Regions from separate parts of the Homo sapiens genome. Here all the other regions are linked to region 1. Evidence: chromatin contacts called from ENCODE Hi-C or POLR2A ChIA-PET data. All regions are on one chromosome and are shown on one strand. Each heading gives the region's core, a stretch centred on a gene start or an enhancer-like site at or near the end of the contact. The rest is flanking DNA. Distances are from core to core; before and after follow the strand shown.

Evidence for each region. Hi-C counts contacts between places; a loop is a spot of excess contacts on that map. ChIA-PET counts read pairs that join two places held with the same protein, here RNA polymerase II (POLR2A). Pooled maps may share reads with other maps.
Region 2: POLR2A ChIA-PET joins it to region 1 with 12 read pairs in Panc1. The contact joins the enhancer-like site here to the promoter of SOCS2 in region 1. POLR2A ChIA-PET finds 5 or more read pairs at or near these places in 2 of 52 experiments (Panc1 and activated T-cell).
Region 3: a loop to region 1 is called in a pooled map, with 10 times the contacts of the local background. The contact joins the enhancer-like site here to the promoter of SOCS2 in region 1. A Hi-C loop is called at or near these places in 3 of 50 pooled maps.

Annotation. Positions count from the first base shown.
Region 1 is chr12:93,570,868-93,575,023 of GRCh38, forward strand. SOCS2 (suppressor of cytokine signaling 2) reads left to right here and starts at 1,808. Exons shown (of 2, transcript NM_001270471.2): 1 at 1,808-2,169; 2 at 3,855-4,156. The coding sequence starts at 2,031. SOCS2-AS1 (SOCS2 antisense RNA 1) reads right to left here and starts at 531. Exons shown (of 4, transcript NR_038263.1): 1 at 398-531. RefSeq lists silencers at 245-524, 885-934, 945-1,254 and an enhancer at 2,472-2,611.
Region 2 is chr12:95,383,151-95,387,306 of GRCh38, forward strand. The region is part of intron 4 of LOC105369917 (a long non-coding RNA gene); the gene reads right to left. Among named protein-coding and RNA genes, the nearest start is that of MIR3685, 75 kb to the left of the region's middle. Within about 2 kb of position 2,266, at least 15 of the 41 ENCODE cell types and tissues checked have a DNase peak (open chromatin) inside an H3K27ac peak, as active enhancers do.
Region 3 is chr12:94,985,548-94,989,703 of GRCh38, forward strand. The region is part of intron 3 of NDUFA12 (NADH:ubiquinone oxidoreductase subunit A12); the gene reads right to left. Among named protein-coding and RNA genes, the nearest start is that of NDUFA12, 16 kb to the right of the region's middle. RefSeq lists an enhancer at 3,814-4,156. Within about 2 kb of position 2,389, at least 2 of the 41 ENCODE cell types and tissues checked have a DNase peak (open chromatin) inside an H3K27ac peak, as active enhancers do.

The DNA of each region.
Region 1 (4,156 bases), core at 558-3,057:
AGCGGGGCCCGCGGTCACGTGAGGCCGATTCCTGGAAAGTTCCTGGAAAGCCGCCTCCGCAGCAGCCGGGCGGGGCGCGAGCGGAGCGCTGACTGGGGAGGGAGGCGGGGAGCAAGGGAGGCGCGTCGGTCTGGGAAGTCGCGCGCACTCGCTGCTCCTGGGACCGACGTTTAACTCTTGCCAAGTCTCGTCGCAGCCGCCGCGGCTGGCGGGCCTTGGGCTTCCCCTGAAGCATGAGCCCTCTCGCCCGCAGCCACCCTCACCGCGTGGCCCGCGGACAGTGCGCGCCGGGGTCCCGGGTGCACAGCCTCAGGATACCCCGTGCCCGCAGCTCGGGCGCCCGCGGCAGGTACCGGTAGTGGGGGAAGCCCGAAGGCTCCGCCCCGAGGAGAGTTACCGGGGAGGGCGGCGAGGCGCGGCCGCGTGCGCCGGGGAGCGGCGGACGGCCTGGGCTTCCGCAGCTCGGAGCGCCGGGGAAGAGAGAGTCCGAACCGCGGCTCTGCCCCGCGGCCTAGCGTTGCTGCCTGCTTTCTCCAGCCCCTTCTCGGCGTCTGGAAGTGTCTGGAGTTTCTTTTTTTTATTTCCCCTAAACTGCCATTCAAATTAATAATCCTCCTAATAACCTGATCTCCCGCTCCTCCCCACCGGCCTGCCTCCCGCCCTCGCTCCTTCCTCCCTCCCTCCCTCTCTCCTTCCCACCTCCAGGGTCGCAGCCGGAGGGAAACCCGGCAGCAGTCCGAGAGTGGAGGTGTCCCAGCCCGTAGGGGGCGTCGCCGCGCGGTGGGGGATGGGGTCGAGGCAATGATCCTCGAGGCTTTTGTGTGCCCTCTGCGCACGGAACTCCGACCGCCGCCTCCGAGCGCGGGGCTGGTTGCATCCCCGGGCATCTCGTTCCCAAATTAAACGTTAACGGGGGAAACAAGGGCAGACGCCCCTCCTCTCCCGGGCCCCTCCCACCTCCCCTTTTCCCCCCACCCCCCCGCCCCATGTCCGCTGAGGAGGCTGCCTGGTGCGGAGGCGGCGGCGGCGGCCGCGGCCGAGGTCGAGGTAAGAGCGCGGCGTTGGTGGTTTGCATTTTCCGCAGCGCTCGCGACCGCCCGCTCGGCCCCGGCCTCGCCTCGGAGCCCCGCGAGGGCTGCGCGCTCGGGCCGATTCCTCGACAGCGCCCGCGGCGGCGAGAACCACCGCAGCCATCCTGGTCCGGGAGCGACCGCCGCGGCACCCCCAACCCCGCCAGAGCGGGCACCAGGAAGCGGGGGGAGGGGAGCGAGGAGCCTCCCGGGCGGAGATGCGGCAGCTCCCGCACCTCCGCACCCCGGGTTGGTGCCTCGGGGCCCCGCAGCGCTTTAGGGCGGAGAACCAAGTTTGTGTGGGTGCTTCTTCCTGGGGGCCCTCGGGCTGCGCCAGGTGTGAGACCGGAATGCCAATTTGGGGAATCTCTCCTGTTCTTTCCTTTTTAATTTTTTCTACTTGTCCTTGACAAGGGCCTATTCCCACTGGATCTGCAGGTGACTATTTGCTCTTCCTAGGTCGCCAGTCTTTGATTTCAGCTAGTGACCCTGGGCGGGAAGACACCCTGTTCACCCTCCTCCTGACCTCCGCCCCCCACCTCTTCAGCCAACTTTATCTTGGATCTCTGCTCTCTTTATCTTTTCTCTAGAGCTGGGCCAGGGCGCTAACTGGAAGCTTGGGGTTAAATGGTGCAGGAACGTAGAGGCGGAGGAGTCCCTGGGATTTTCCACGTCTATTTCCCCACCCCCACCCCAGCCGCAGGGGTCCAGTTTGGACTGACCCAACCTCCCGCTTTCTCTTTGTAGGCGATCAGTGGGTGACCGCGGCTGCGAGGGACTTTGTCATCCGTCCTCCAGGATCTGGGGAGAAAGAGCCCCATCCCTTCTCTCTCTGCCACCATTTCGGACACCCCGCAGGGACTCGTTTTGGGATTCGCACTGACTTCAAGGAAGGACGCGAACCCTTCTCTGACCCCAGCTCGGGCGGCCACCTGTCTTTGCCGCGGTGACCCTTCTCTCATGACCCTGCGGTGCCTTGAGCCCTCCGGGAATGGCGGGGAAGGGACGCGGAGCCAGTGGGGGACCGCGGGGTCGGCGGAGGAGCCATCCCCGCAGGCGGCGCGTCTGGCGAAGGCCCTGCGGGAGCTCGGTCAGACAGGTAGGGAGCCGATCGGCCGCGACGCGTGCGGGAGGGAGCGCCTCCCCAAGGAAGCAGCTAGGAAGCGGGGTCGAGGTGGGAAGCAAAGAATAAGATGGAAATACGTCCCTTGCTTCCAAGGGACCGCGGAGAGCACGCTCGCAGGGTCCTGGGTCCTTGGGAATGCGTAAGGAAAGTGGTTCTCCAGGGACTCAGGCCTGGCGGAGCGCAGAGCGCGGGAAGAGCTTCTTGGAAATAGCTTCTTAGCACGCTGGAAGATTTACTGTTTTCCGCAGCTGCTCAGGGTTAGGCTCCCGGGCTCGAACCCCGGCCGGGGAAAGCGTCGGGCGCCTCCCTTTGCACGGGGTGCAATCAGCAAGTCGGTGCCGCGGGCCCCGCAGGCCCAGCAGCATCTGGCTCCCGGGCGGAGCTGCGGCTGCAGCCCAGGATCTTGGCGGCCAAGTTCAGGGACTGACACTGCCGCGAGGGCGGCTGCCCGGGCGTCGAGAGTAGGCTGCGAAGCCCCCGCCGAGCGCGGCTTCCATGGTCGGCGCGCCCAGGGTACTGCCGCTTTCAAGTACAGTCAGGCAATTCGCGCGGCACGCTGTCTCTAGGCATCTGAAAAAAGAAAAAAGAAAAAAAGTAAAGTATCTGGCAAATCATTCTGGCTTTCCAAATCCGTATCCTAAAAGCTTACAGTTGTGGCACAGTTGAAATTTTGGTAGCAACAGGGGGAGGGAGAGGGAAAAGTTCTCTCGCTTGCGATTCCGGTCTTTCCGTGTGGGCCACGGGCTTTCCCTCCCGGGGAGGCACCGGCAGATTGCAAGTATCCCGGTAATTGTGGGGGTGGGGGGAGCACAAATGTTCAGACTTCTTAAATACGGACGGTCTCTGAGCCTTCTTAGAAAGCAGAGTGGGCCGGGGAGATGGTGCAGGCAGATGAAATCAAGAATGCAGGGGAGATGGATGGTTGTGATTGGGTTTGGATTAGGGCAAAGTTCAAAAGAGTTTAGGGAAGATTGTAAACTTGAAGTAGTAATTATCACTTGGGAATTCCCATTTCTTAGTGACTGGTAAGGTAGTCATAAAGCAGCGAACAGAAGCTATTGTACTAGAGCTGTGCTTTTACAACAAGTACATAGCAGTGCTTTCTACATAGAAGGCTGTTCATAGCAGGCTTTGCAGATTCTTTTTTTTTTTTTTTTTTTTTTTTTGGTGGGGGGCACACCAACCATCCAAAAAAGTTGCTTCTGTTTTTACTGTAGTTCAATTACAGGAGTTGGGTTTTCCACTTTTTAAAGGGCATGGCTTTTATTTCTAACTTCTGATTTTTTTCTAATTTACCTAAATCTTTATTTTACTTAAATAATGTTAAAAGTGTCATGCTTCATCAGCCAGTGTGTCATGCTGCAGATGTTCTTTTGGTTCATTAGAAGAAAATCTTAAGAAGAGCTTCAGAAAGTTGATTTTTTAAAAAAGAAAGAAAACTGGCTCGCCGTTTGTGTTCATAAAATGGACCCAAATTTTTATTAAATTCCTACTGAAAGTATTTGTGGTGGCCCGGTAAACTTTCGCTCACACACCACCTTTTTTTTTTTTCTTTTTTAGAGCTAAAAAAATTATTGCCAATTACTTGCTCTGTTCTAAGAATTCTTATAATAACTGTTTTACCCTCTTTTCTTTTTCTTTTTGAACAAAAACCCCAGGATGGTACTGGGGAAGTATGACTGTTAATGAAGCCAAAGAGAAATTAAAAGAGGCACCAGAAGGAACTTTCTTGATTAGAGATAGCTCGCATTCAGACTACCTACTAACAATATCTGTTAAAACATCAGCTGGACCAACTAATCTTCGAATCGAATACCAAGACGGAAAATTCAGATTGGACTCTATCATATGTGTCAAATCCAAGCTTAAACAATTTGACAGTGTGGTTCATCTGATCGACTACTATGTTCAGATGTGCAAGGATAAGCGGACAGGTCCAGAAGCCCCCCGGAACGGCACT
Region 2 (4,156 bases), core at 1,016-3,515, 1.8 Mb after region 1:
CCCAACACTTCAGGAGGCCTAGGTGGGAAGACTGCGTGAAGCCAGGAGTTCAGGACCAGCCTGGGCAACAAAGCAAGACCTCGTCTCTATTTCAATAATAATAATAATGATAAAAAGAAAAAAGAGCAAAAAATAATAGAAGGGTTTTAACAACTAAGCAAGGAGGCTACATGATCAAGTGGATTAGGGAGGGACCACAGTACATGCTGGGAGACCAGTTAAGAGGTCATGACTAGCTGAGTGGTCCAGGGAAGATGGCAGCTTGGATGCGAGTACAGGTGAGAAAGACGGAGACCCAGGTATGGATTCAAGAACCATCTAGGGTTTGGATGGATGGGATTTGGGTGGTGAATGAGAGGAATGTGTTGATGTTATCTCCACTATACTCTCTTGGTCTGTGAATGCAGCCAAGCATTTTATTAGTTTCAGATCAGTAGCATCACACTATGAGTCCTTGTCCAAATCATCTTTGGGCCTTCTGTCTTTTGGGCAGAGCCCCTGGCACAGAGAAGAAGCTTAAAGAAAGTCTGTTGAATCATGTTGACAAAATGGATTGTTAAGCCAATATATTTTGAATAATTATTAGACGCAGGACACTGTTTAGGCATTCCAGGGATGCCCTGATTGCAGTTCTCTCTCTACACTTAGGACATTTTCTGTCTTGAGGTAATAATTATTTTGATAGACAACATTTATTATAGCGCCTACTAAGCTCTGAGTGTTGTATGAGAGCCTTAACTACAGGCTTTTAGTAGGTAGTGTTGCTTAATGGTTCCAAACCCTATACGGCCAGACTGGTATGATATTGAATCTGGTTCGTCTGTGTGCTATTGTTGAAGGCTGAGTGAGGGTTGTGATCAACTCAGTATACCACTGGAGGCTGTATGAGTAAACAGCAAACTGTTCTCATGAAAGCAGGATGTTGGCAAACTGACAAACTGCGTCTGCTGCCCAGAAGGAACGCTGAGGGCAGTCAAGCCCCAAGCACAGTGTTTCTTGTGATTAGGCGCATCTGAAGCCTGTTACCAATAATGTGAACCTGTGATCAATTAAGCAGCTGACCAGTCGTTACCCGCTCCTCCCTGCTCTTGCTACCCAATAAATACGAAGGGCTGTAGAAACTCAGGGTGGCTGCTGCCTTTGCTCACTAGAAGCAGGGAGCCCTTTTCTTCTTCCCCTGGCCCCTTCCTTTAAAACAGTTTCTTTTGTCTTAAGTTTTCATTTCTACGTTCGTCCCCCTTCGTTCGGTCTCGTAATGATGGTCTCAAGTAGTAACAGTAGTAACTGTCGTAGTGATGGTCTCAAGTAGTAACCATGGCAGTCTGCCACATCCTATTTTTGTAGATTTGGATTTCCCTCCATTCTCTTCTCTTCTTTCTTTCTCTTTCTTTCTTTCTCTTTTTTTCTTTTTCTTTCTTTCTTTCTTTCTTTCTTTCTTTCTTTCTTTCTTTCTTTCTTTCTTTCTTTCTCTCTCTCTCTCTTTCTTTTTCTTTCTTTCTCTTTCTTTCCCTCCTTCCTTCCTCCCTCCTTTCCTTCCTTCCTTTTTTTTTTTTTTCTTGATCTGTTGCCCAAGCTGGAGTGCAGTGGCATGATCAAGCTAAGGTGACCCTCCTGCCTCAGCCTCCTGAGTATTTGGGACTACAGGGGCATGCCACCATGCTTGGCTAATTTTGTTTATTTTTTACAGAGACGCTCTCACTATGTTTCCCAGGCTGGTCTTGAACTCCTGGGGTCAAGTGATCCTCCTGCCTCACCCTCCCGAAGTGCTAGGATTAGAGGCATGAACCACTATGCTCGGCCTGACTTGGACATATTTCTCAACCTTTCTGTGGCTCAGTTTCCTTGCCTTAAAAGTGATGATAACAATAGCACCTACCTCATAGGGCTGTTGTGAGAGCTAAATGAGTTAATACGTGTAAAACACTTCAGAGCCAGGCACCTTGTAAGTTCTATAAAAATGTTGGCTTTCATGATTAAGTCCTCACAATCCCATCTATAGGTATTATGAGTCCCATTTCATAGACGAGAAAACAGAGGCTGAGAGAGGTTAGTTAATAAACTACCTGCAGCCTAATATAAAGTTTGATAGGCTCACCCTCTACCAGAAGGATGAGAATAGTTCATAGTATAAAAGGAGCACTTTGGGCTTAACCAAGGAGCCTGCAAGCTGGGCTGGAGGAGCAAAGCGACCTAGCCAGTGGAAAAAAAAAAAGAGCAGAAACAGCAGTGCCAAGTCTTGGCCACCTAGAGTACATTCCTTTCTTGAACAGCCTACCCTTTCACTCACCCTGAGCGGTCTAGCCTTCAGCTGTTCTCGTTCCTGCCAGAAGCCTCAGGAAAGACCTTACCCATCCACCGTGCATTTCGGTAGGAGCTTTGGCTAAAGCAGCTGTCTTCCTGTCCACACGGTGTTTCCCTATCCGCTGAATCCCAGTAACAGGGGTCTCACTCCACACCCCTCTTTTATTCCTCTTCCTAACTGCATGGGCTGCTGAGCCTTCTCACCAAGACCCCCTTTGGTGGGAGGGCAGATGCCCAAAAGGAGGATTCTTTTAAAAGATCGTTAATAGTGAAATACTGAAATCCCTTTAAAGGCAGCTTTCTTTTTGTTTTGCCTTGTCTCTTTCAGAGTCTTCAGTTCTGCTGAAAGTAGACATTACTCTCTGCCAAGAAATGGGCTATGAGGCTCGGATAACATTACACAGGGGCAGGACTTAGCGTTTTGGCTTAGTGTTTTGGACTTGTGTGAAGTTCCCAAAATACCATCAGCAGATGGTGTTGCATTTATCTGCTTAGATGCTATTATCAAAGAAGACAGGGGGAGGATGAGGAAGGCAACCACCCCGGAGGGGCGAGTGGAGAAAATTTTTTCATCTCCTGTTTATTTCACAGATATAATTCTCATCTTGGGCATTTAATTTTATGTGTCAAATAAAGGGAACAATTTCCCAGTGCAAATTTAACTGTTGGGAAAAGTCTGATCAGGGCACTGAACATTCTAGCTTCTGCCTAGAAAGTGAAGATTTGTGATGTATTTTTATTTCCATTTTAACGTTGTTGACTTCTAATTCTCTAAGACTGTCAATTAGTCATAAAGGACATCTCAGGAATCATGTTGCTCAACTCTTGCATCAACCACTACCTATTAATTTTTTCATGTATAGCTTTTATTTTTAATTTAGTATTCCTGGAATGATAATTCTTTTAAATTTCATAAAATTGGAGTGAACAAGAAATACCAAGTGCAGGTCCAATTTTCTTATTAGGTGAAAGGGAAATAATGACACCTACTTTAATCATGCAATACAAGACAGCAAATTATATATTAATTTATTGAGCTGTGTCTCTCTTTATTTTTTAAATACATTTATTTATATTTATTTATTTATTTATTTTTTGAGACGGAGTTTTGCTCTTGTTGCCCAGGCTGGAGTGCAATGGTGTGATCTCGGTTCACTGCAACCTCCACTTCCCAGGTTCAAGTGACTCTCTTGCCTCAGCCTCCCATATAGCTGGGATTACAGGCATGCACCACCATGGCCAGCTAATTTTGTGTTTTTAGTAGAGATGGGGTTTCACCATGTCGGCCAGGGTGGTCTCTAACTCCTGACCTCAGGTGATCCGCCCACTTCGGCCTCCCAAAGTTCTGGGATTACACGTGTGAACAACAGTAGTTTTTAAAAATACCTCCCTTTTTTATATAATAGCTTTACTGAAATATAGTTCTCACATCATACTAGTCACCATTTAAAGTATAGAGTTCAATGGTTTCTAGAATATTTACAGAGTTGTGCAACAATCATGATAATCAATTTTAGAACATTTTTTATCACCCCAAAAAGAAACCATGTGTCCACTAGCAGTGACCCGCATCGCTCCCTCTCCTTGGCCTCTGGGCAGCCACTGATCTATTTGCTTTCTGTACAGATTTGCTTAATCTAGATATTTCGTGCAAATGGAATCATACAATATGTGGTCTTTTGTGACTATGCTTTTACTTAGCACAATGCATTCAAGATTAATCTACGTTGTAACATGTATCAATACTTCATTCTGTGTTATGAATGAAATAATATTTCCTTGTATGGCTATACCACATTTTAGTTATCAGTTATTTGTCAGTTGAGTGCTCCTTTTGAGGATGTGTTAATGGTAC
Region 3 (4,156 bases), core at 1,139-3,638, 1.4 Mb after region 1:
ACCTGGGAGGTGGAGCTTGCAGTGAGCTGAGATCACGCCACTGCACTCCAGCCTGGGAGACAGAACAAGACTCCATCTCAAAAAAAAAAAAAAAAAAAAAGCGGTTGGCAGGGACAAAGTACCCAGACATTTCTCAGAAGACATACAAATGGTCAACAGCTATATGAAAAAAATGCTCATTGTCACTAATCATCAGGGAAACCAGATCAGACTGTGCAACATAGCAAGAGCTCACTTCTACTAAAAATAAAAATAGGCCAGGCACAGTGGCTCACACCTGTAATCCCAGCACTCTGGGAGGCCGAGGTGGACAGATCACCTGAGGTCAGGAATTTGAGACCAGCCTGGCCAATATGGTGAAACCCCGTCTCTACTAAAAATACAAAAGTTAGCTGGGCATGGTGGTGTGCACCTGTAATCCTAGCTACTCAGGAGGCTGAGGCAGGAGAATCGCTTGAACCCGGGAGGCAGAGGTTGCGGTGAGCTGGGATCACGTCACTGCATCCCAGTCTGGGCGACAAGAGCATAACTCTGTCTCTAAATAAATAAATAAATAAATAAATAAATAAGCTAGTCTCAGCTACTCAGGAGGCTGAGTTGGGAAGATCGCTTGAGCACAGCATATTGAAGCTGTAGTGGGCTATTAATGTGCCACTGAACTCCAGCCTGGGAGACAGAACAAGACCCTGTCTTCAAAAGAAAAAAAAAGAAAAACAAGCAGAGTAGAATGGTGGTTACCACGGGCAGGAGGAGTGGAGAGTATAAGAAAGAGGAGATGTTGATAAAAGAGTACAAAATTTCAGTTAGGAGGACTAAGCTTTAGTGCTCTACTGCACAGAATGGTGACTGTAATAAATAATAATTCACTGTATATTTGGAAATTGCTAAAATAATTTTAAGTGTTTTTACCACAAAAAAATGATAAGTATGTGAGGTAATTGATTTACTAATTGGCTTGATTTAATCATTCCACAATGTAAACATGTATCAAAACATCATATTGTACCCCACAAATATATACAATTATTATTTGTCAATTAAAAATAAAATTTTAGCCTGGGCAACACTGTGAGACCCCTATCTCCTAAAAAAAAACCAGCAGGTTGTGGTGATGCACCCCTGTAGTCCCAGCTACTTGGGAGGCTGAGGCAGGAGGATGGCTTAAGCCCAGGAGGTTGAGGCTGGAGTGAGCTGTGAAAGCACCAGTGCACTCAGCCTGGGCGACAGAGTGAGACCCTATCTCAAATAAAATATTTTTAAAAACTGAGAACCCCTCCCCTCTAAAAACCTCCAAAGAACTCCAAATGCAGCTTGAATGGGTTCCAACTAGTCAAATTGAGCCCAATTTGAACAATAAAAGAACCATTTAAAGCAATGGATTATAACCCATTGATTAAAATAGGAGTTGATACAGATACAAATAATGAATTAAAGCTTTGATGAGTAAGGGGATACTTACATAACCTCAAAGTGTCTCCCCACAAAATGCTAATTAATTTCAAAGGGAAAATTAGTAACTTTAGAATGGAGAAAACCGGCAGACCCCTTAATCACGTGATAGAGGTTTTCATTAATAATAGGACAAAAACAAATCAGCTGCTACTTAATAGAGTGCAACAAGAAAAACATGGCTTCAGTGACAGGAATGTCACAGAAGCATAGCCTGAACCTAGTCATGAGGAAACATTCAACAAACTCACTGAGGGACCTTCAACAATATAACTGTCAAGTAATTTTCAAAAGCGTCAAGGTCATGAAAATCACAGAAAAGTTGAGGAACCAATCAAGTGTGAAGGAGACTAAAGAACTTGAGATCCATATGAAATGTGTGATTGGATCTCTCTATAAAGGACACTGTTGGGACAACTGACGAAACCTGAGTGGCTGAAGTTCAGAACACGCTGCTCCAAAATATGCAGCTCTGGCATATGGACTATGCTGAGTTAAAGGCACTTGAACAACAGCAGGCACGGCTGGGTGTGGTGGCTCATGCCTGTAATCTCAGCACTTTGGGAGGCCAAGGTAGGCAGATCACTTGAGGCCAGGAGTTCAAGACCAGCCTGGCCAACATGATGAAACCCCGTCTCTACTTAAAATACAAAAATTCGCCAGGTGTAGTGGCACATGCCTGTAATCCCACCTACTTGGGAGGCTGAGATAGGAGGATCATTTGAGCCCAGGAGGTCGAGGCTGCAGACTGTACCACTGCACTCCAGCCTGGGTGACAGGGCAGGACATTGTCTCAAAAAAAAAAAAAAAAAAAAAAAAAGGTAAAGAAAAACAGCAGGCACAAGAATAATATGGCCTTTTTCTTTCTGAAAGCAGGAGAAAAAATTCCCACATCAAAGATATCCTCCCTATACCAGAAGGAAACTATCATTCTACATCAAGGACAGGAAATTGAGGTCAAGGGAAATCTGCACAAACGTTGTTAAATTAACTTTTATCTTCTTAGTCACTTCTCCACCCAATTAACCTACTCAAGCCCAAGTCCCTTTGTCTTCTCATTTTCAGTGTTCTACTCCTTGTCCAATTCAGTATCTAAGTGTTCAACATGAACTGCATCTTTGGGTCTTCATCCCTTATGAGGGCTCCACATCACGGAACTCTTATATTAAATAAATTTGTATGCTTTTCTCCTGTTAACATGTCTTTAATTCTCAAGCCCAACCAAAAAGCCCTAAGAGGATAAGGGTAAAATTTTGCCTCCCTTTCATAGTGTATCTTTGTTACTTTCCTGATATTTATGGTCATATTGTGGTTATGTAGGACAATGTTCTTGTTTGCAAGACGTACACACTAAAGTATTCAGGAGTGATGGGGCATCAATTTGGCAACTTACTTTTATTAAAATATTAGTAATGATTCTGAAAGTTCGGGATTATTCCAAATGTTAAAAAACTGTAAATCAGATCACACCCTATCTTACCTTCCAGTGACTTCCAAATAAATTCAGACAAAAAGCCGAAGTATGTACCATGGCTTACTGAAAGATTCTCCCTGAGGCCTGAAAGCTTGAAGAGATGAATAACTCCTCCCTTCTCAGGCCCAGTCCCAAGCTTGGGCCAGCAGCGTGGGTCAGCAAGACAGCAGAAGCAGGAAGAGAGCTGGCCGAAAGACACATACCCCCTTGAAGATTGAGGGGCAGGCCGTCCAGGTACTATGTAGCAGTTACATCAGACTGAGACACTTCCTGTTTACAGGAGACTATAAAACCCCTGCCCCATCCTCATTTGGTGCTAACGCCATTTTAGGCATCAGCCCACCTGCACCCAGGCGCTCATTAAAACAGTGTGTTGCTCCACACTGCCATGTTGTCTGCTGATGCACTCTCAGGGTTCGAGCCGATACAAGAACCTTTCATCTTACAACATCTACATGATTTGGGCCCTAGCTATTTCTCCTACCTCGTTTCTTAACATCTTCCCCTCACTCATTCCATTCCAGCCAAACTGGCCATACTGCTGTTCTTTGAACAGACCAAGCAATACATCTCAAACATACAGGCTTTGCACCTGTGGTTCCCTCTGCCTGGAACGCTTTCTCCCCGCTTCTACGTCTTTCCTCAAATGTCACTTTCTCAAAGAAGCTTTCTCTAACTGCTGTATAAAACAGCCACCTGACCCTTCCATTGCTCTTGATTCCCATGAGGCCCAGCTTCATATTATCTTCCTTGCATTTTTCATTACCACAATTATATAAAGGATGTTTTTCTGCCTTCCCCTATGAAAACAAGGACCTTGTTTTATTCACTGCTTTACCCCAGGTTCTTGGCACCTGGTAGGTACTAAATAGTTATTTGAATAGGGATGATAAATTGTATCTGTACAATTACTCTCTACACGTGATAATACCTAGCTCTCTAATTAGAGATATATCAACCCAACATCAAATTTATTCATGAATCAAAGGTAAGAATCCACAGATTTAGAATTCCACAGTGTGTCACGGTCAACAAAGAGGGGTTTGAGAAACAAACAGCTAAGCTTGTTCAACACCATTTCTCCCTAAAAAGATTCATCACAAGCCGTGAAGCTTCCCATACAAATAAGGGTCATCAAAGGTACTCAGACCTTAGGAGGCTCCTCTCCACAAAGAAATGCAGCTTTGAATCCTCACTTGCCCTTAGGCACCTGCTGGAGTGATCTTCTACAGC